Regions from separate parts of the Homo sapiens genome. Here all the other regions are linked to region 1. Evidence: chromatin loops called from intact Hi-C (ENCODE). Cell type or tissue: Caco-2. All regions are shown on one strand.

What was found. A loop is a pair of places that touch in the nucleus more often than their neighbours do. Peaks named below come from ENCODE experiments on the same cell type or tissue, not always from the same donor. Only the 100,000 strongest peaks of a DNase experiment are listed, where the experiment ranks them.
Region 2: it touches region 1 in a loop (9-fold over the local background); 1 of 110 quality-filtered maps calls a loop at or near these places.
Region 3: it touches region 1 in a loop (4-fold over the local background); 1 of 110 quality-filtered maps calls a loop at or near these places.

What each region holds. Positions count from the first base shown.
Region 1 is chr14:40,838,999-40,846,998 of GRCh38, forward strand. All of the region lies in intron 5 of LOC105370467 (a long non-coding RNA gene), which reads left to right. Among named protein-coding and RNA genes, the nearest start is that of LINC02315, 110 kb to the right of the region's middle. In Caco-2, no CTCF peak of the experiment used is centred here; a DNase peak (open chromatin) is centred at 4,013.
Region 2 is chr14:40,754,191-40,762,190 of GRCh38, forward strand. All of the region lies in intron 2 of LOC105370467 (a long non-coding RNA gene), which reads left to right. Among named protein-coding and RNA genes, the nearest start is that of LINC02315, 200 kb to the right of the region's middle. In Caco-2, no CTCF peak of the experiment used is centred here; a DNase peak (open chromatin) is centred at 3,371.
Region 3 is chr14:40,901,504-40,909,503 of GRCh38, forward strand. No RefSeq gene overlaps it. Among named protein-coding and RNA genes, the nearest start is that of LINC02315, 49 kb to the right of the region's middle. In Caco-2, no CTCF peak of the experiment used is centred here; no DNase peak of the experiment used is centred here.

The DNA.
Region 1 (8,000 bases):
AAATGTCTCTAATTAAGCCACTAGATCGGGGGTCATGAAGATGAGTAAGGCTCATTATGCACAGTACTCTATGGAAGGAACTATCAATGCTATGGAAGAGAACTCTAATAGAGAAAAACATCATGAAAATATGAATGAATTACACAATTGAAGGTGCCATCATTTAAAAGGCAATGAAAGCTGTCAGGCCTGAAACAGTAAATTTCTGATGGAGAAAACTGGGTTCAGATCAGGATGTATGACAGAGACAATCAAGGGAATCAGAAAGAAATTGCATATATGGCCACAACAGTGGGGGAAGAAGGGTTTCAAGTTATGAATCTTGGAGAAATTCAAGAGTTAATAGACACCACATCTGAGGAATTAACCAACTGTGACTTGATGGAGATGAGTGCTTCCAAGCCAGTGCCAGAAAATGACGAAGAAGACCTCCCAAGAAGCAGTGCCAGAAAACAAATTGACATTCGACAATCTGACAGAATTGTTCCAATATTCAAGACTGCTTTTGACTTCTTTTACAAGATCGACTCTTCTATAATATGGGCACTGAAACTAAAGCAAATGGTAGAAGAAGGATTGGTACCATATATGCATATATTCAGAAAAATGAAAAATAAAAAATGTCAGACAGAAATTATGATGTAATTTATGTAAAATTATACCAAATGTGCCTGCCTCTCCTGCTTTCCCTTCCAACTCCTCCACTTCTGCCTTTGCCACCCTTGAGACTGAAAGACCAGCCCCTCCTCCTCCTTCTTCTCAGCCTACTCAAAATGAAGATAATGATGATAAAGACATTTATGATGATCCACTTACATTTAATCAATAGTAAATATATTTTCTCTTCCTTACAATTTTCTTTCTTTTTTTTTGAGATGGAGTCTCGCTCTGTCGCCCAGGCTGCAGTGCAGTGGCGCAATCTCAGCTCACTGCAAGGTCCACCTCCCGGGTTCACACCATTCTCCTGCCTCAGCCTCCCGAGTAGCTGGGACCACAGGTGCCCACCACCACGCCCGGCTAATTTTTTTTTGTATTTTTAGTAGAGATGGTGTTTCACCGTGTTAGCCAGGATGGTCTCGATCTCCTGACCTCGTGATCCGTCCACCTCAGCCTCCCAAAGTGCTGGGATTACAGGCGTGAGCCACCGTGCCCGGCCACAATTTTCTTAATACCATTTTCTTTCTCTAGCTTATTTTATTGTAAGAAAACAGTATATAATATACATAATACATATATAACTTACAAAATATATGTTAACCAACATTTTATGTTATTGGTAAGGGTTCTAGTCAATAGTAGAATATTAGTAGTTATGTTTTTGGGGGAGTCAAAAGTTACACAAGAATTTTCAAATGCATGGGAGGTTGGTGCTTCTAACTCCTAAGTTGCTCAGGGTCAGCTATATTTAAAAACTGCTATGTGACTATGTCCCGTATTTGCTTACCTCATAATTATTTGGCTGTAATGGATTACTAATTTCTTATAAATTTTTACAAAGTGTGAATATTTACAGATTATAAAGTAAGCATTCAAATTTATAAACTGTCACACAAATTAATGCTTTCCTAATCACCAATATTTAAAATGTATCCAAATGAATGATGTGATGGCAAATTGTGTCACAGCTTAACAATAATATGAAGCATGGTTTATAAAATAATTTATTTTATGTATGTATATAACAACCAGTAAGACATTCTACTTATTGCTGTTTTCAGGCACATGGGCTCCTGATTATTACCCTAAAGTCACCAGAAATAATTTTCTATTTTATAATTTGTAATTCATTTGTAAAATGCTAATATAGTCTATTGGGTTTGCCACTGTTGCCAAGTTTATTCAAAAGAGTTATCAAATTATAATTAAGTGAATAGAAATCTTCTTGGCCTATGTAAATATTATATTTAGTTCATAAATATGTAATGCTATTAATTCATGTGGAGTCCTTGGCAGTTTTGAAATAAGTATTGCTGTCTCTGATGACCATCTTATACATAAAATATTTAATTTCCCAAGAATGAAGTTTGAAAAGAAACTCGAAGTTTATTTAAATAGAACTTTCTGTAAATGTAAATACTAGGAAAGTACTAGAAATTATGAGGTATCACATGGATGAAAATTGCCATTTGTTTGATGAGTTACTCAAAATAGCATTGTCTTGTTTACCACCATATTTGGTGAGAAGTGTCTGCCACAGCTGCTTCTTCTATGAAATGACTACAATCCTTTCCAGTTAGAAATACCCATATAATAAGGCAAGTTGTACCCAATTCTCTATCAGAGCCATGTCTTTTCATTAATTTATAAAACTTCTCTTCACAACGAGAGTTGATTTGTTATAATTTAGCAACACAGAATACACATTTTTCATCTTTGAAGTAAGACTACATAAAATAAGGCCTCATATATGTCTTCTCTTATCTTGATTTTTATTAAATTAGGCTAAAATATTATAATTTTTTATTTGTCTTTTACTTTCTATATTTTCCAAAAGGATTTTTTTTAATTAACAAATTAACTTCAGGAAAAATTTTTAAATAAAGTGTTCTATTTTTTGTTTATTCTCTCTGTTCAGATCATAAAAGCTAGCTACATATTTTCTCCCACAGTGGATCACTGAGGATTTCATTATAAAATTTAATCACTTTAAATATTGTTAAAGCCATTTTCCTTTCAGTAAACCTGATCATTCATGCTTCTTCATCTATTTTTACCCAACCTTCCAATTAACACAACAAAGTAATCCAATGCTTTCAAATATGAAATATATCCTTCTTAAAATTTGGCTATAACTATAAAGTGAAGAAGGGGTGAACAAATGAATATGATAAATGCACTCATATAATAGAGGTAAAAGTTATTTGTTAGAGATTAAAGATTAATTTTTCTGTAGGAAACATATTCTGGTATTTCAGATTAAGCAAATCTATCCAGGAATCTTCTGGCATTCAGTACTGTACCTATAAATTATTCATTCACTTGCAGGTTTCATTTATGTCAAATCTTGTTAGAACAGTTAATTTTACATGAAAGTTATTCTCAGAGGAAGCTTTTAACAATTGGACATTAGCATTTTTGAGTAAGTCAGCATTTTTACCGTAACAAGAATTTTGTCTTATTCTGAGTAATACCATCTGTATAATTTAATAATTGCACAATTTAGCATAGATCTAAAAATGTCATTTCCTTAGATTATATATTAAAATTATGTGCATAGTAGGATAGTCACTTGAGTAAAGAACAGGATATTATCAAACACATATAATCTCTCTCTTATATTAGGGAGTTAACAAAAATAAGATGTATCCTTAATTAAGCTACTGCTTTGTAATAAAAAATGTTAACTTAACCTTAGAAAGTAAAAATTCTGTCTTCCAAACACACAGGTAAATACCATGAATTGTTAAAAATATAGTCATTTGACTATACTGACATTTTAATAGATAATTGTATCTGGATTAGTAAAAGCATTTATCATGTAAGATTACTTTGACATTACATTTAGATATGTGGCCACTGGAAAAATAAATATTCTCTTATTTCAACAATAGTTTATATGTAGCACTTAATACATTCATGTATCTAACAATTTCCTTTGGTTTCTTATAAAAAAGATGATGAGACTGCTGGCTGAGTGAATACTCAGGATTGTTAGCAAATGGCACTCTGAGTCTGGCTTCTATCTTCTTCATTCCTTACTACAAATATCTGCCTCTCCTTAAATGCTTATTCAATATGAGATAAGAATTTAGTCTTGACCAAGGTGGTCTCTACATTTCCCTCAGCTTGACTAAACTTTAGACAGGCTTCTTCCGTCCTCTAGACACCTGGTATCTCTAACCAAGGCTCTTACAGAATCAAGAAAATCTAACTACAGAGGTTGCTTCCCTCCCTTTCTGTAGAGCATTTACTTTAATTGAACATTCTTTCTCTGTCATCTTAAGATGTAAACCTATCTAAAAGTTTCTTATCAGTTTTACAACCCAGTGCTGCTTTCACAAGCACCTAGGAGCCATCCCTTTGAAGTGTAATCATCTACAAAGAGAGAAGAAGCCCTGTCTGTCTTCCAGTCTTTGTGGAAGAGTAGGAGGCTAACTTAAATAGGCACCTTACTCAAAGAAGTAAAATGACCTTCTGTAAAGAAGACATAAGGAATTTTAATTTTCCTTTGGGTAAATCCAAATAGCAAAAAGATGACCTACCATGGCTCACTCTAGCACTTAAATACTCTGCCCTTTGTTTCAATGAAATTCAGTTCAAATTTGTGTTCTTTTCTCTCTCCTTTGTTGCAAAAGTCTTAAAGTATTCTTTACATTTTTAACTTTGTCTGGTGCAATTTCTGCTTTGACAGTCACAAATAACTGTCTTTGATCCCCTTGGAAGCACACTTAACGGAAATAGCTGATTGGGTATGCTGAATCTTTGTTGTCACTGAATGTTGGAGAATACAGTGACTAGAGAAAATGAAGTTTACTACGAAGGCTTCAGCAAGAGACTGGAGGACTTTCCACTCTAGACAGGTGGCTCACAGTAGGGAAGACTAATCTATTTTCTCTACTTACAGGACTGCAGACATCAATGAAGATTCATCATAAAGACCTGAGTCCTGATGTATAAGTGAATACATGAATAATTAAACAAACAAAAGCTTTCTCGCAGGGCCCTGAAAAACAATAGAGAAAGATAATACAAGAAAATGTTGTACAAAATCTATAAAGTAGAGCTGCTATAAGAAGGCAGCTGACTACATGATTTCTCAAGAAAAAAACAGAATGAATAAATTGATGTTACATTTAAGGATCTAGCATTCAATGCTTTATTGCAGTTAATGATCTGAAATAGTGGAGTAGAATACTAACTGAAAGAATTTTGCTGAAATAAAAAGAAAATCTAGAAAAAGAAGACAAACATGAAGGAAATCTTAGGAATCTAATAGGAAAATATGGGAAACCTAACAAGTGTATAAGTGATGTAAATAAAAATAATATGTGAAAAATGAATTAATCGAAAAAATATTTTTGGCCCGGCACAGTGGCTCACGCCTGTCATCTCAGCACTTTGAGAGGCTGAGGCGGGGGGATCATGAGGTCAAGAGATCGTGACCATCCTGGCCAACACGGGGAAACCCCGTCTCTAGTAAAAATACAAAAATTACTTGGGCATGGGGGCGTGCGCCTATAGTCCCAGCTACTCAGGAGGCTGAGTCAGGAGAATCGCTTGAACTCGGGAGGCGGAGGTTGTAGTGAGTCAAAATTGTACCACTGCAATTTGGCCTGGTGACAGAGAGAGACTCTGTCTCAAAAAAAAAAAAAAAAAGTATATATATATACACACACGTATATATACATATATATATGTATATATACGTGTGTGTATATATATATACACATATATGTGGGTATATATATGTGTATATATAAATATTTATATTTTTATATTACTGAAAGAGATATAAAATGTCACATGCTTTTGATATGACAATATGGTACTCAATAATATGTATATATGTATATTTATCTAAAGGATTATATATATACATATAAAGAAGAATTAATATATACATACACATATAAAGAAGGATTTATATATGTGTGTGTGTATATATATTTATCTAAAGAAGGATTCATTCCTAAGTTTGAAAGTTTCATGTAGTTTTTGAAAATAAAAATAATTCCAAGGATAAAGAGAGAATATCACATTTTCTAAGTAAAAGAATAAGTTAAAAAGAAGGTAAAAGATATTAGATATCACTCCCTAATGTATTGAAACCCTTGAAGCCTGAAGACTTTTGAATATTATCTACATACTATTGTGACAGAAATTTGAGGAGAGGAACATAATAATACTATACCTGGTAAAGACATATTTTCATGGTTAGTGTGGAAAATAGATATTTTTGATTAGGCAAGACTGTGGAGAGTATATCCTAGGTTTACCAAAAGGAAATGTTCATGAAACAGTCACTGTCAACAAGAAGATATAGGAAATGAACCAAAAATACTTCAAAGTGAAAAAGATAAAAAGGGAGAAAAATAGTGTTAAATTGTAAAACTTTTTATATTACTGAAAAAAATGTAAAATGTCACATCCTTTTGATATGTCAATATGGTACTCAATAATTAAGTCTGAGTTTTTTCCTTTTAATATCAAGAACAAGGCAAGGATATCTTTTTTCACCACTGGATGACTACAGTTTTTGTTTGAACTAGGGCTTGCTTCATTCACAAGGAAGACATTGGTGTTCCAGGAATACATACAACCAAGGAACACTATAGCAAGCTTTCTTACTCATGTTACTGACATAGGTAATCAGAAACAAAGAGAAAGAGAAGGGAACCTATAATTTCTTTTCTTATAACTCCTGCCTTACTCAACAGTAAACCAAAGCCAGAGAGAACTAGTAGAATACATACACATCAGAAAGTAAAAAGAGTTGAGTTAGTTGGGTCAGTATTTCTGCTGTTCTGGTATGAAATGTACACAGATGCATGCGTGAGTTATGCAGTATAAATTTATTCTAGAATAATTTTAATAATTTGACACATGGGATATATGATCTTATGTTTGCATTTGAAATTAGTGTTGCACAAAATAGAGGTAAGGAGTAATACTCATGTTAACAATTTAGCATTTTAATTGTTCTTTACTTAGAACAACATTATAGAGCAAACATAAATGACATTGGCAAATTGAAAGAGAAAATACAGTGGAAGGAATAAAGCTTTATATTTTGGTACAGTTAAATACACTTGGTTTCTGCTTTTATTTATATATATATATTTTATTATACTTTAAGTACTAGGGTACACGTGCACAACGTGCAGGTTTTTACATATGTATACATGTGCCATGTTGGTGTGCTGCACCCATTAACTCGTCATTTACGTTAGGCGTATCTCCTAATGCTATCTCTCCCCCTCCCCCCACCCCAGAACAGTCCCCAGTGTGTGATGTTCCCCTTCCTGTGTCCAAGTGTTCTCATTGTTCAATTCCCACCTATGAGTGAGAACATGCCGTGTTTGGTTTTTTGTCCTTGCGATAGTTTGCTGAGAATGATGGTTTCCAGCTTCATCCATGTTCCTACAAAGGACATGAACTCATCATTTTTTATGGCTGCATAGTATTCCATGGTGTATATGTGCCACATTTTCTTAATCCAGTCTATCATTGTTGGACATTTGGGTTGGTTCCAAGTCTTTGCTATTGTGAGTAGTGCCGCAATAAACATACGTGTGCATGTGTCTTTATAGTAGCATGATTTACATTCCTTTGGGTATATACGCAATAATGGGATGGCTGGGTGGTTTCTGCTTTTTGAACGTAGATCACCTAACAAATTATGTAGCTGGCCCTGACCACATACAGACTCAAGGGAAACCAAATCTGCATCTGAAATACAGATTGTAACTCCACTATGTTTAACAGAATGCTGTATGTGTAGTCTATATGATTGTGCTTAATTTCCTGTCCTATGGAAAATGTTCCTACCTGACTTTAACTTTCCTAAAGTGAACTAAAATGTGAAGGTTTCTTCTCAAATTTCAACCTCCCAGTGAATTAGATTGTTTTGAACAATATATATTTAGAATTACCAATGACAGTAAGTAAAATTCCTATAATGGATCACATAAAAAATCCCCCTGTAATAGCTGGTATGTTATCATTCCCATTATTACCTTATATTACATAGCACAGTGAATGTAAATATTGGGAGTTTATGTAGGTATATTTAATTTAATCAACAGCACATCAGACTAATTTTTGTACTTTTTTGTAGAGATGGAATTTTGCCGTGTTGCCCAGGCTGGTCTCCAACTCCTGGGCTCAAGCGATCTGCTCACATCAGCCTCCCAATGTGTTGGGATTATAGGCTGAGCCACTGCTCCCAGCCATGGATACCATTAATAACACAGAGTTTTCTCTAGCTGGTAACAGTAGAAGAAATCACAAAATTCAGAGAGAAAAAGTAGATGCACCCATCCTAATTTAAAAGAAGGAGA
Region 2 (8,000 bases), 85 kb before region 1:
TCAGCTTAAGAAGCTTTTGGGCTGAGACAATGGGGTTTTCTAGATATAGGATAATGTCATCTGCAAACAAAGATAATTTGACTTTCTCTCTTCCTCTTTAAATACCCATTGTTTCTTTCTCTTACTTGATTGCCCTGACCAGAACTTTCAATATTATGTTGAATAAGAGTGGTAAGAGAGTGCATTCTTGCCTTGTGCTGGTTTTCAAGGGGAGTGCTTATAGCTTTTGTGCATTCAGTATTATATTGGCTGTGGTTCTGTCATATGTGACTCTTATTATTTCAAAGTATGTTCCTTCAATACTTAGTTTATTGAAAGTTTTTAACATGAATGGATGTTGAATTTTATCAAAAGCCTTTTCTGCATCTATTGAGATAATCCTGTGGTTTTTGTCTTTAGTTATGTTTATGTGATGAACCATATTTATTGATTCGCATATGTTGAACCAACCTTGCATCCCAGGGATGAAGCCAACTTGATTGTGTTGAATAAAATTTTGTATGTGCTGCTGGATTCAGTTTGCCAGTATTGTATTGAGGATTTTTGCATCATTGTTCATCAAGGTTATTGGCCTGAAGCTTTCTTTTTTGTTGTGTCTCTGCCAGGTTTTGGTATCAGGATAATGCTGGTCTCATAGAATGAGTTAGGGAGAAGTCTCTCCTTTTCAAATGTTTGAAATAGTTTCAGTGGAAATGATACCAGCTCTTCTTTCTACCTCTGGTAAAATTTGGCTGTGAATCCAACTGGTCTTGGGCTTTTTTGATTGGTAGGCTATTTATTACCGCCTCAATTTCCAAACTTGTTGTTGGTCTATTTAGGGATTCAATTTCTTCCTGGTTCAGTCTTGGGGGACATTCTGTCTTTTTAAAAAACCTTTGTTAGCTTAATGTTTGTTTTGTTAGAAACTGGGATTGTGATCCCTCCTTTTTTCTGTTTTCCATTTGCTTGGTAGATTTTCCTCCATGCGTTTATTTTGAGCCTTTGTGTGTCTTTGCATGTGAGATTGGTCTCTTGAAGACAGCATACCAGTAGGTCTTGGCTCTTTATCTAGCTTGCCATTGTGTGTCTTTTTAATGGGCATTTAGCTCATTTGCATTTCAGGTTAATATTGTTACGTACAAATTTGATTCTGTCATCTCGATGCTAGCTGGTTATTTTGCAGACTTGTTTATGTGGTTGCTTCATGGTGTCACCAGTCTGTGTACTTCAGTGAGTGTTTTGTAGTGGCTGGTAAAGGTTTTTCCTTTCCATATTTAGTGCTTTCTTCAGGAGCTCTTGGAAGGCAGGCCTGGTGGTGATGAATACCCTCAGCATTTGCTTCTCTTAAAAGAATCTTATTTCTCCTTCACTTATGAAGCCTTGTTTAGCCAGCTATGAAATTCTGCATTGGAAATTATTTCCTTTAAGAATGTTGAATATTGGTCCCCAGTCCCTTCTGGTTTGTAAGGTTTCCACTGAGAGGTGTGCTGTTAGTCTGATGGGCTTCCCTTTGTAGGTGACCTGGCCTTTCTCCAAGGCTGCGCTTAACATGTTTCATTTCATTTCAGTCTTGGAGAATCTGAGGATTATTTGTCTTGGGGTTGATCTTTTCATGGAATATCTTACTGGGATTCTCTGCATCCCCTGAATTTGGAAGTTGGCCTGTCTTTTGGAGTTGGGGAATTTCTCCTGGATGATATCCTGAAGTATGTTTTCCAACTTGTTTCCATTCTCCCTGTCTCTGTCAGTTACCTTAATCAGTGGTAGGTTTGGTTTCTTTATAAATTCTGTATTTCTCAAAGGTTTTCTTCATTTCTCTTCATTCTTTATTCTCTATTCTTGTCTGCCTGTTTTATTTCAAAAAGAGTCTTCAAGCTGTGAGATTCTCTCCTCCACTTGATCATACTATTATTGATACCTGTGATTGCATTGTGAAATTCTCCTATTGTGTTTTTCAGCTCCATCAGGTCAGTTATGTTTCCTCTTTAAACTGGGTATTCTGGCTATCAGCTCCTGTACTGTTTTATTTCAAAAAGAGTCTTCAAGCTGTGAGATTCTTTCCTCCACTTGGTCTTTCTGCTATTGATACCTATGACTGCATTGTGAAGTTCTCATACTGTATTTTCCAGCTCCATCAGGTCAGTTATGTTTCCTCTCTAAATTGGCTATTCTGGCTATCAGTTCCTGTATTGTTTTATCATGATTCTTAGGATCTTTCCATTGAGTTACAACATGCTCCTTTAGCTCAGCAAATCCCTTATTACCCACTGTCTGAAGCCTACTTCTGTCAATTCAACCACCTCAGTCTTAGCCCAGTTCTGTGCCCTTGCTGAAGAGGTATTGTGGTCATTTGGAGGAGAAGACCCTCTCTGGCTTTTTGAGTTTTCAGCGTTTTTATGTTGATTCTTTCTCATCCTTGTGGGCTTATCTACCTTCAGTCTTTGAGGTTGCTGACCTTTGAATGGGATTTTCATTGATTTCTGTTTGTTTGTTTTTCTTTAAGAACTCAGCCCACATTTCCTGGGCTGCTGTCATTTGCTAGAGGTCTTCTCCAGACCATAGTTGCCTCTTTCTCTTTCCCCCATACCTGGAGCTGTCACCAGTGAAATCTGAAAAACAGCAAAAATGTCAGCCTGCTCCTTCCCCTGGAAGATCCATTCCAGGGGTATACTGACCTGTTGCCAGCCAGAACTTGCCTGTAGGAGGTGGCTGGAGACCCAACTGCTTCTTTAAGCAGGTCCCTGCTTACAAGTGAGAAGGTTAAGTCATCTGCCAAAGATTGCCAAGATTTGCTCAGCACAAAAGTTTCAGAGCAAATAATTCAAATCTAGATAGAATAAGCTCAAGCCCATGGTTTTGTCATTAAGTAGTATCCATCACATTTAGTGTCTGGATATTTTCATATATTACCTGGAGAGAGGCCAAAAAATATAGCTTCTACATTTCCTGTAAATGATCTGAGTTTTCTTATATGCATCTATCAACTGATTGATGACAGGAGGATAGTTGAGCTGAAAGAGGTGTTGGAAGGTAGTACCTTATCAAATGCAGCTTCTAGCTACTTAATTTCACTTTCAACATTTTGCCAGGAATTTTGTTACCTAGTGCCTGATCAAGATGGCATTAACAGTCTCTCAACCTGACTAACCTTTAGACAGTTGTCTTCCTTACTATCAACCACTGATTTCTTTCCCTAGGATTTACTTGGTATTTTCTCTTTTTTTAGGATTTACTTTACAAGATTTGTTATTGTAAATTCTTCCTTTTTCTCTTTGAAATGTATGTAACTCTCCCAGCCTGTTGCGAATTTTGCAACCTAAAAAATGTCTTTCTCAATGACCTGAAAACCATCTCTTTGAAGTGAAAACATCAAAGTAGATAGCATCCCCTATCTCCCAATCTCTGTGGGAGGGAAGGAGCCTAACTTTGATAGGCACAATCAGCAAACACAGATAGCATAATCAAAGAGAAAAACATTGCATACTCAGAAACAAGTCTATTTTCTGTACACATTCATTCGTCAACCTCCCTGCAACTTCTGAACATCCTCCAGTACTTTTCCAGGAGCTCACCCTAGAGGATAAAAACCCTCCCTCTTTTTGATTTAGTAGAGTTGAGTTCAATCTGTCTCTCCCATTATAATGATGTCGAAGAAGATCCTTCTTGCCTGTTTAACTTTGGTGCAATTTTTGCTTTGACATACTGAATGTTTCTTAGATACTTTTTTGTCCTTTTAGTCATTGCAGATGACATTTTACCCAATTTTTTTTCATCACAACATAATATGTGTTATAATTTTCCCAACTTTTCTAACAGTTTTCTTACTGCCCACTGCCTGTTTCCACAACAAATGCTACATATTTCAGATTTCTTTCTTTCTTTGACAATATCCCATTTCTGGTACCAATTTCTATATCAATCAGCTATATTCATATAATGCTGTGTATCAACTACCTCCAATTCAGTGACATATTCTTACATTGTTTTATTTTTCCTATTACAGGTTTGCAAGTCAGTTGGAGAGGCTCATTTTTTGGCTGTGGGTCTGAAGTTCAGCTTGTGTGACTTTGTTTCAGGATGCAGTTCGGTTAGGCTTGGCTCCAACTTCTAAATCTGTTCCATGTGTGTCATTGGTCTATTGCCTCTGTGGTTTAGCCCAAATGATAGCAATGACCCAGTATATGTTTTTCTCATGGAAACGCTAGGAGCTCAAAAAGAAAGACCAAATCACCTTCCAAGTTTCTGCCTACATTGCATCTATTAATATTATAGCAACCAAAGCAAGTCACAGAGCCATGTCTAAAATTGAAGTGTGGGGAAGCACACTCTGCCTACCATAAAAGCATGAGCAGTGTGGGAGTATTTAAGGCTCTTCCAAGGGCCACATTCTATTTCCTACAAAATTGTATTAATATTCACACTGCCACATCCCACTGTCCAAAGCTATAGAAACACGGCTTCAGTAAACGAAGTTATGTTTATTTAATTTTTAATTTGTTGCAGTGAGGTGGAGCTGAATGACTGTTGGCATCTCAGAAAGAAAGAGTAGAGAGGTGTTCATTACAGGATTTGGATATGTTCTGGTTAATTCCAAAGAGAATAAGGGAAATCAGAGACAGATTTAGAGTGAATTCTATAGCAAAAAGGAACAATTAAGAGATAACTTTCACTCGCGTCCTTGTGAAGAGACCAACAAACAGGCTTTGTGTGAGCAACGAGGCTATTTATTACACCTGGGTGCAGGTGGGCTGAGTACAAAAAGAGAGTCAGGGAAGGGAGACAGGAGTGGGGCCGTTTTATAGGATTTGGGTAGGTAAAGGAAAATTAGTCAAAGGGGGTTGTTCTTTGGTGGGCAGGGGCAGGGGTCACAAGGTGCTCAGTGGGGGAGCTTTTGAGCCAGGATGAACCAGGAGAAGGAATTTCACAAGGTAATGTCATCAGTTAAGGCAGGAACAGGCCATTTTCACTTCTTTCATGATTCTTCAGTTACTTCAGGCCATCTGGATGTATACTTGCTGGTCACAGGGGATATGATGGCTTAGCTTGGGCTCAGAGGCCTGACAATAACATAGATTGGTAACCTACTAAGTTAGTACAACAGGATCAGCATTTTCATTAATAAATGTAGTCACTTACGTTATCTGAAAGTGAAAGACATTTAGTTATTTTTGTAGTTACATTGGATTTTATGCCCTAGCCTCAGAGGAAAGAAGGCTTTTACTTCTTTTGATAGGATTGAAAAGGTTCTGGAATTAGTTAGGGTTTTGTGTCTATACCCCAGCAAGGGGGCTGCGCTTTAGCAAGGGGGCTGCACATTTATGTCTTCTGCCCGTCCTTTCTTTGAGTACCAGGTAAAGACTTACAAATAATTCATAAATGAGGACGTCAGTTATATCTGAGACTCCCAGTGATTCCAAACTGTTACTCAAGATCAAATTAGTTGTTTAAAAGTTTATTACAATTTTACTTGCTTTTTCATACCCATTTTTCTTGCAATCACCTCTTTCTCTGATGCTTTTCTAAAGGTGAAAGAGTGTCTCTTAAGAAAGGCGTTTTTACACCTTTAGAATTTGGTTCAACTAGTTGCCTTGAAACCTCAACTCTCTCATGAGCTCAAAAAAAACTTATCATTTTGGAGATTAGATAGCTTTTTTCTCATTGTGGGAGTTCATTCTCTTTGACTTTCTACATCCTAAGCCTCTAATCTACAAAGTATTATTTTCAGAATATAAAAAGTGTTTTAACATTCAGTATGTTTATTATCTCTATCACAATCCAATGAATTAGTTCTAATTTTCTCTTTTAAAAATGAGAAGTTTGAGTCTCAGGAATGTTAAGCAATTTGCATTAGGTCAAGCCATTAATATTTGTTATAGCTGGAATGCAAATCTTGTTGAAATGTTAATGTAAATTGCACCATACAGTGCTGGCCCTAAATGATCTTTCCAAGCCCTGCTTCCTCCTTTCTTAAGTACCAGGCTAATCTTTTGCCCACATAAATTTCATTCTCTCAGGTCTTTTACATATTGTTCTTTCTGCCATAGAATGGTCTCTAAATTAAAAAGTTTAATATGTACTAAACATGTGTTATATTGTAATTGTGCATTCTTTTACTTAAACAATTTGCCCCAAACTTGATAAGCAGTAGTCTTCACAAAACCTTTATCCATCTTTACCAGGAGGTGTTAATTGAAAATTTAATCTGTTAAATTGGTAATACTCATGTAGTTCCTGTTATATAACCATAGCAGGATTATATTCAATAGCATAAGTATACATGAAATAAGGAGCTAGTTAAGAGGAGCAATGATAACAGATATTTTTGGTATTCATTTTAGAAGAAAATATATTTTTATTTTAACGTGTACTGTAATTTACACTCACAGAATGGAATCACTGAAGGACAAAATCACTTTGACATCAAAATATGTCTTGAATATTGTTTTAACTATGTTAGGATTATGTTTTAAATGATGGATGTTTTAATACTTTTAGTCTAATTTACTCAATGGAGCAGTCACAGCCTAGTTTAAAAAATATCAAGTGTGGCACTATAGATGTTATGAGAATATTTTGTAAAAGAGGAATTGAAGTAAAGTGATCCATCTTGGATCTCTCTTTCAGCTAGGTGATGCTATTATAGTCCTGTCTCTTTATAATAGTGATGCTTTCTATAAATGAGAAATAGCATCACAGAGAAGTAAGAGGTTCTTCAGGATCCCTACCAATGACTGCCTCATTGTATGTGTTTAATGATGCCTGCAGGAAAGCTTACTTACTCTGACAGGATATTTCCATCAGCATCCTTGAGTTGAGAAGAATAAAAGCAAAATGAAGATTATGCTGGCTTTACATTTGGGTGAAGACCATCTCCTTAGGTACTTGCTTTTTATGTGATATTTTAAAATATAAGTTTTCATGTTATAATTTTCAGTAGGTAGTATATACACATACAAAGGTGGTAAAAAAAATTCCTTTGAAACCACAAATTAAATATAACCTCTCAGTAAACAATTGTTTTATTTTAAATCCACATTTTTATGATACTTATAGGTTGTCATATCAATAGCATTAAGTCATCAGATACTGAAAATACCTAAAATGTCCTCCAAGAATAGTAAAAACTTTGTTCTATTTCTCTTTGTGAATTTATTGACTTAAAGTTTTTGGACAAAAATGTTTTTATTTTATTTCATTTTATTTATTTTATTTTATTTTTTTGAGATGGAATCTCGCTGTGTCCCCCATGCTGGAGTGCAGTGGCATGATCTTGGCTCACTGCAAGCTCCGCCTCCCGGGTTCACGCCATTCTCCTGCCTCAGCCTCCTGAATAGCTGGGATTACAGGTGCCCGCTACCACGCCCAGCTAATTTTTTGTATTTTTAGTACAGACGGGTTTCATCGTGTTAGCCAGGATGGTCTCCATCTCCTGACCTTGTGATCCGCCCATCTCAGCCTCCCAAAGTGCTAGGATTACAGGCATGAGCCACCACGCCCGGCCCAAAAAATGTTCTTAAATAGGGAACTTAGCTATAAATACAGCATCAACATCATTTTTATTATCAAGAATATCAGCTGAGTTCTGAACATATTATCTTTACTCTTATAATGATAATAACAATCTATACATGATGATTCAGAACAGAATTAGACACTCTCAAAAATGTATTGTTTATTAACAAATTCAACCTTATAAAAATATCAGTTATTTTTATAATCTTAGAAATTCTCAATATGTGCCTTATATGGCACAAGGCATACAGCAAAGCTGTATTGTAATTCTACGCAGACATTTGGAAAAGTACATTATTGAGTTTGACATGGAAGCCACTAACAGTAGCTTCATTTTTGTAATGTTGGGAATTAAACGTGGTACAAAGATGAAGATTTTTGCCATATCCTATGTACTTACTTCATTGTTACATGTAAGTCTGGAGCACAGTGATTTCCACTATATCCTTCAAGCAGATTCTCTACTTTTTAACGTTGTAGAATATTTGCTCTTTATCTCTCTCTTTCTC
Region 3 (8,000 bases), 63 kb after region 1:
CTTTGCAGGACCTGTGTGTCTCATCTCCTTTCACATCTCTTTTCTAAGGACACTTAGAAATGGCACTTAGGACACGCTTGGATAATCCTAGATAATTTCCTTCTCTGAGATCTTTAGTTTGACTACATCTGTTAATTTATCTGGTAATATTCACATTGACCACTCTTTTGTCTACCTAGACCCTATTGTTTTTTCAAGACCATGGATAAACTCAATCAGCTCAAAAAGTTTCCCTCTGGGTATTGTAGACAACTTCAATATTTCGTTTAAAATTTGTTTGAAATTATAACATAATAGCTTACTATACTTTTTCCTTATTTCAGGAATCATACCTTCCCTGTTTCAAATAACAAGCATCAAGCATCGTGATAATGTGGACACTAAGGAGCAACAATTTCTCTAAAGATAAGAATAAAGATAGACTTTTAGACTACGAGATGGGCCTGAAAAAATATCTGATCAAGCTACTCAGTTTTACAGATGAAGAAGGTGAAGCCTGGGAAAACCTAAAGAACCTATATAAGGTTCTCAGATAGACACCATGTTATCTGCTTGAATGAAGAAAATTTGGTAACATGTTTGCTGATCTTAATCTACTATACATTTTTTTAGCTTGTCAACTTGAACAAGTTTCTCAATTATTTCCTCATCTATTTTTTCTGATAAACTTAACCAAATCTTGTAAAATGAATGTTTTGAAAACGTATATCTTAAAGGAGCATTTTCTAATTTAATATTGATGTTTTATTATTTATTGAATCAAGGAAGTTATGCATATTTTGCATAAATATGTGCTACCTTATGTATGATAATATTTTTCTCCACAGTCACATATTAATCTGTCCTGACATTTTTCTATAATAAACATCATTATCTGAGACAGAAATGACAGGAAAAATTTATCCATTTTAATGATATCTAATTAAAATTTGTGTCTAACCTTAATTGAAATATATATATATATTTCAGTTAGTAAAAAAGGAAAGTCAATTGATGATGCATTAAGTGTCAGCATTATTACATAGAGATTGGAAGACATTAGGTACAAATGTGAATCTGCAAGAGTACCATTTGTATATTGCTAATTACTTGATACTGTGTCTTTTTAAGAAAGCTGTTACTCTTTATTCACTCTAGAGCATTTCAGACAATTAATTAGGCATTCATTAATAGATGATTAAACATTTTGTCTCTACATTGCTTGAAAGGAGTTGTAAATTACATCTTGCCCATGTTGCTAATTTGCTGTCCAGCAAACAGACTTGCCTGTGGAAATTTTGTAAATCAAGCTTATGATATATTGGCCATAGATTGTTTGTCTTCCAATTCCTCTTAGCTGTTGATAATGCAAATCAAGCCACATGAATGATAACCTGATAGAAGACACTGCTTTGAAAAGCTATACTCACATTAATACAAACTGTTCAGAATTGTTATGTGGAACATTTCTCTCTATAATTGAGAAGATAAACATGGCAAATAATATGCTGCTTCATCAAGTTTTGCATGTGAATCATTCCCAAAGTGAACTTTGAAAAGAGCTCCATAAATTCCATCAGAAAACAATGAAATATAAAACATCACAGTCCTTTACCATAGCTAAGCCAGCAAATAAATATCAGGTATAAAAACTCATATTGATAAAAACCAAACTTTACTTAACGTTACAGAAGTCCAAATGATTTTATCAAGATAATATGTGATTTAATATGTGAATCTATAATAAAGAATTCTGAGGCTGAGTGTGGTGGCTCATGTCTGTAATCCCAGCTCTTTGGGAGACCAAGGCGGGTGGATCGCCTGACATTAGGAGTTCGAGACCAACCTGGCCAACATGGCCAGACCCCATCTCTACTAAGAATACAAAAATTAGCCAGGTTTGGTGGCTCATGCCTGTAATCCCAGTTACTCAGGAGGCTGAAGCATGAGAACTGCTGGAACCTGGAGGCTGCAGTAAGCTGAGATCGTGCCATTGCACTCCAGCCTGGGTGACAGAGCAAGACTCAGTCTCAGAAAAAATAAATAAATAAAAATAAAAAATAAAAAAATAAAATAAAATTATGGTCACACAAGTTTCTAGAAAACCAACTTATTTCTGAGATAGCCCAGAGGTGACATACACTGACTAACCCACTGAGAGTATGTTTTATTCTTTGCTGAACTACTAGAACCTAGACTAGAGCCTCACATGCAAAAAGCATTCAGTAAAAATTGTGTTTACAGAAAATTACTATAGGACAATAATTATGTCTTATAAGTGGGTTTGTTTAAAGGGTTTATCATTTATTCTAAGTCACACATTTTACTCAGAAATACTAGCTTTGTCCTGGAAAGTTCAATTAAATAGAGAAAAGGAACAAGAACATACATTCAAGCCAAAATAAGCAAAGCTTTGCCTCAAGAAGGGTTGATGGAAAAAACAGAAAACAGAAAGCACTACAGTTTAATGAGTTACAGACTGCTCAGCAGAAAAGACAACATAGACATATAATACAGGTCTTTCTGCTAATATATTCCTTTCTTTGCTTAAAACTAAGTACAGATATTACTTTGGAACCCTTTGAATGTGGGAAATTAGTTTCCTCCTCAGCATTGTCCTCTACTACTTTTCGGAGTATAATGTGTATGACATTCTCTCAGTAAAATTTTGATACACTTGATAGTTGAAGGTTAAAGAAGAGTAGAAATCATCTTAACACCTTACTAATGGGAAATTTTTTCATAGGAATACACATAATTTCCAGAAAGTTACCTTTTTATAGAGGGCATCATGCATAATAACACCTTTTGGCTCAAAATAGAAATTATTTTTAAGCTTATACTTTTGCCATACGTTAGAGCAACTACTGATTTAGATTGTTCTGTTTTACTGTTCTAGAATCATTCCACACTTGCCTCTTGGCATCCATAATCAGAAAAGTAAATCAAGAAATAAACTATAAACTGATCAATGTTTTATTATTTTCCTTATAGCCTTTTATTTTACCATGAGGAGTTTCTGTATGTAAGGCACTTTAGAATATGAATGATTTTCATGGCATACACATAAGGGACTATTAAAAACAACTGACATGTTTTTGGTAAAGTATTTGACTGTTTATTCTTCATGTAACTGAAAATATTCAGCATTGAAAGAGTTTGCATTTCATGATGGCTACAAAGTTGAAATTTACATTCTGGTTTCTTAAAGGCAGGAACTACATTCTGCAAAGGGCAAATTTCAAAAGACAAAACTTAATCCTTATACTAGCAAAAGTTTGATTAGATAAGTTCTACATACTTAGCTGCTTATATAAATACAGGTGGCTGAGGCTGAAAATGAATGCCCCAGGAAGAAGTAAATCAATTTTACAAAAATTATCAAATGGCATAATGATGGGCACACAATGCCCTCCACCCACAGCTGTTCTTGCATTTCTAACATAAAAGGCAGCACAAGACAGAAGGGAAACACTGACAAATAGATTGGTTCTGCCATTTCCTTAGCATTATGTGCCCTGTCACTTTTTGAATTTCTTAGATAAGATGCAATTTCTCTTTAGTTTTTAATGCCCTTTTAGATATTTTTTGTTACAGGATTCGTTACCATGAATCCAAGGGACTTTATTTTGGCACTTTGACAGAAAGGATTGGACTGCTTAAACAAGAACTAATAAATAGCTTCCATTTCCTACATGAAAAAAGTAATACATGTTTATGCTGTTTCCTGGATTGCACATGTAACTGGCAGCAAGAAACACCCTCGGAATAGTAATCATAAAATATCCTTGTTTATTCCAAAGCATAACTATAGAAATGTGTGACAATCTGAATTTCTTTTGTATGCCAAAATATGCTGAGAAAGTACTAATGAATGCTGTGCCATTCTAATTTTGTATTAATGAAATAATTTATTATTTTTTCAGTTTTAATTAAAATTGGCTTTGCATCAAACTGTGCTTATCACATTGATCACATGATAAAAAGGGAATTTTGTCATTTATCAATAAAAATGATTATGTGTATTATCTAACCATTAATGACACATTTTAGAGTGTGAAGATGTTGGCACACATTTTCATTATTTTTTTGTTTCCTGAAAAAATAATTTATTATTGCCATGTTTATGGTTCCATCCTGTGCAATTAATTATTACAGAACAAAGCAAGACTAACAAAAGTTTTGATAGTAATACAAGCAGTCAGATTGAAATTTCAGTCTTTTGGCTATTGACATAAGTTTCATATCAGTAATAAATTACTTGAGGTGTCAATATATGCTGAAATTAATATTATCTATTAATGCATTGTTTCAAATTATGACATGTATTGATATGTTAAAATATATTTACATAATCTGTTCTTAAAGTTTCAGTAATATTTTCCATTTTGTAATGCAATTGTCTATTCCCAGGCAAACTCCACTTCCATTTTCTCTCCAATTGTTTTCAGAAATGTGCAGTTTGTGATATCACATGTAAAAAAGAAAGAAAGTGAATTCCTTTGAAAAGACTACCCACACAGAAGAGGAATCGCTTAAGTTTCTCATTGGTACAATACTTGCATTTATAAACAAACTGATCAGAAAGTAGTGAAGAGAAAAAAAGGTACTTTGTTTAATCTCCTGAGAGCAGCCTCTTTCTGTTTTTGGTGGAAGAACATGCACAGCCATTGACAATTTCAATCCAGACCCAAAATTAAGGGTAACTCATCCTAGATTGTTGCAAATCTGTTGTCCTAGATTTTAGCAACATTGGCTGATTTAATCCTTTCTGAAGATGTTTAAATAGACATTTGTAAATGGCTTTTATTTAACCATAATCAGCTGAAATTAAGTGATTTTTAAAAAAATGATTCTCATTTAGAAGGGTATATGTTAAACTAGGTTTGGAAACTATCATAAGAATTACAAATTTCCCCCAAGTGATATTCTAATAAAAAGCAGTGTAGCAGGTATTAATTATTCGTCTGAGGGAAAAAACCCACCAGCAAACAGATCCATGATAATAAATGTAATACTTACCAGAATCAATTGAGCGTCTATTATGCAACCACTTTACACAGTGTTTTTAAGTGAATAATCTCACTCGCTGCTTACAGTAGTGATGCAAGATGGACTATCCCTGTTTTGCAGGTTAAATAACAATCACAATAATAACAATGGTTGTAGAATCATGAAGTAGATTTTTAAGGACCATATAGTTAGCAAAAAATTAACCTGACATTTTCACTTAGATTCTGAAAACATACTCTTAAAAGCTCCACCTTAAAGTAGTTAACTGTTACAGGTTAAAGAGACGTCTTAGTTGGAAAATAGCTCAGAACATCTAGAAGATAAAATTGCATTGTATATAGTCTACTATATTCTGTAGCTCATCCTCCTCCCAGCACTAGGTACCATTTCTCTATTACCAAAAATGATCAAATTCAATTATTTAAGCTGCTTACTTCCATATTTGTGTTCATATATCTAAGAAATATATATGACATTTCTTATATTTTCAGCTTCTGGCATTGATTATTGACTACCTACCTTGGGAAATTAGTATTTAGTAAACTTTTACTGCCTCTGTCCATTTACCATCGTATACATGTAAGTTTTCTGTTTCCCATAATCTATATATATATATATATATATATATATATTCATGCATATTTATGTGTAATACACACACACACACACACGCACCCCTACACATCTTTGGGTAAATCAGTATTCATTATCTTCATTTTTATAACTAGGTAAATGTGGCTCACAGATAGTCAATACATTATTTGTGATTTCTTTTTTTAACTTTTAATTTTCCTTTGGGTTAATACAATTATTTGGTGTCTTATTATTAGTTTTATTTTCTCTATTCTTATAACTAATTTATCTCCAAACAATGCCCTAATTGTCTGTATATTTCTTCTCAATACATTCAAACTAATCAAGTATTGATGATGATCAATTGATCTTATCTTTCTAAGGTCATATCTTTCTAAAGTCTAAAGTCATACCTACTATGGAGAGGTTGCTCTAAAGGTTTGCTGCATAGCTGTCATTTAGAAACTTTCCATAACCATTTTACAGAGTATTTCCTTTTCTTCTCTTGTGATTGAATTGACTGCTTTTGGATTCCAAGTCTTCCTTCTTGTTTTATTACGTCATCTTAGAGGAATATCAACTCTAGTAATTTCCTGAAAAAGGAGAGAGGTGGAGATTGAAGGCAACATCCATTTAAAATCTCTCTCTCTCTCTTTTTTTTTTCTTTTTTCTTTTTTTTTTTTTTTTTTTTTTGAGACGGAGTCTTGCTCTGTAGCTCAGGTTGGAGTGCAGTGGCGTGATCTCCACTCACTCGAACCTCTGCCTCTGGAGTCCAAGCTATTCTCCTGCCTCAGCCTCTCTAGTAGCTGGGATTACAGGTGCCTGCCACCACGCCCAGCTACTTGTTGTATTTCAGTAGAGACGGGGTTTCACCATGTTGGCCAGCCTGGTCTCTAACTCCTGACCTCAAGTGATCCACCCACCTCAGCCTCCCAAAGTGCTGGGATTACATGTGTGAGCCACCACGCCCAGCCTGTTAAAATCTTGCATGTCTGAAAAACCTTAATTTTCTTTCATACTAACATCGTAATTAGATTAGATATAGAATTCTAAGTGAAAAAATATTTTCTTCCTAAGCCTTTTGAAGTACTGTTCCATTGACTTTTGTTGCCAGTATTGTTACCAGAACACTTTTGTTCTTTTTTCATGGACATAATATATTCCTTACTTATGGAGAAATTTTGGAATTGTCCTCCCCTTACACAGTTTCTTATTCCTCCAAGTTGCTATAATTTGTATGTTTTAATCTCAGTATTTCTTCTTAGACAATTCCTTTAGATGTCTGGCTGTGCTTGATTGTCCACTTAGAAATAAAGGCAATACTAGACTCTGCTGGTAGTCTTTGTCCATTTGTGTATGGCTATCTCCTCTGGCCATCAATGTAGGATGATATGGATGGGCTATTTCATTTTAGAATTCCCTATCATTATCTACAGGTCATTTTTCCTGTGTTTATAGTTCGTAATGAAGCCACGTTCAATCTCCAGATAGAGAGGATAAACTTTGCTGCCAGTATTCTGGGAGTAAAGTTGGGAAGAGCGCTGGTGGTTTCAGAACTCATTTAATGTATGCCTAGTTTTTACTGTGGTATTTCTCTTCAAATGGGTCTTAATTTTCTAAATACTGTGTGCCTTTTGTTTTACTCCCACCAGAAGCCAATTCTGCAGTCTTCCACTGATTGTACTAAGAGTACTAAGTGTGTAATTGCTCATAAGATCTTTCAGCCTATGATTTCTTTTTGTGTCCCGCCTAAATTCTACATCTAGAGGTACCCATTGTCAAATATTCCTGAATATTTTTATGTTTTATGTTTTCTCATATTGCTTTCCAGTTTCCTCCATTGAGTAATTAGAATTCCAGCTGCCAAATAAGATACAGGACTCCCAGGTAAATTTGAATGTACTTATTATAAAAGAAGTATTCTTTATCTGAGATTAAATTTAACTGGCCATCTTGTACTGGCATTTGGTAAATATTACAATCCTTTTTAGAAATCATTTTCTGGTTCTGATCAGTAAGCTTCTACTTACCCTTTAGTTTATACATTTCAAAATTTGTGACAACCATCGTATCTCTTGGATTTTTTTGTACTTATGTATTTGTGCTTTAAAAATTCTTTTTCTGTCACTTTAGTGCAAGTTGGAAAGGAAGCTAAGGTTCTTTTGTTCTGTCCACTATGTAATTGAAAATATTTTTTAAAATGTGATCTGAAGAGAAATGAGAGTAAAAACAATTATTTTTAAGGCAATTCCCAGAATTATTTCTTAGGTACTAAAAGAGTAGCTGAATTCTTTTGATTTGTCCATGCTTAGAAATCATTAACCACCCAAAATATATATTAATTTGCTTTTAAATTGGATATTATCACTGGGATTACATTGCCTTAAAGTCCCATAGAAATATTTTATTAACTATGAATGTGAATTTTGGAAATG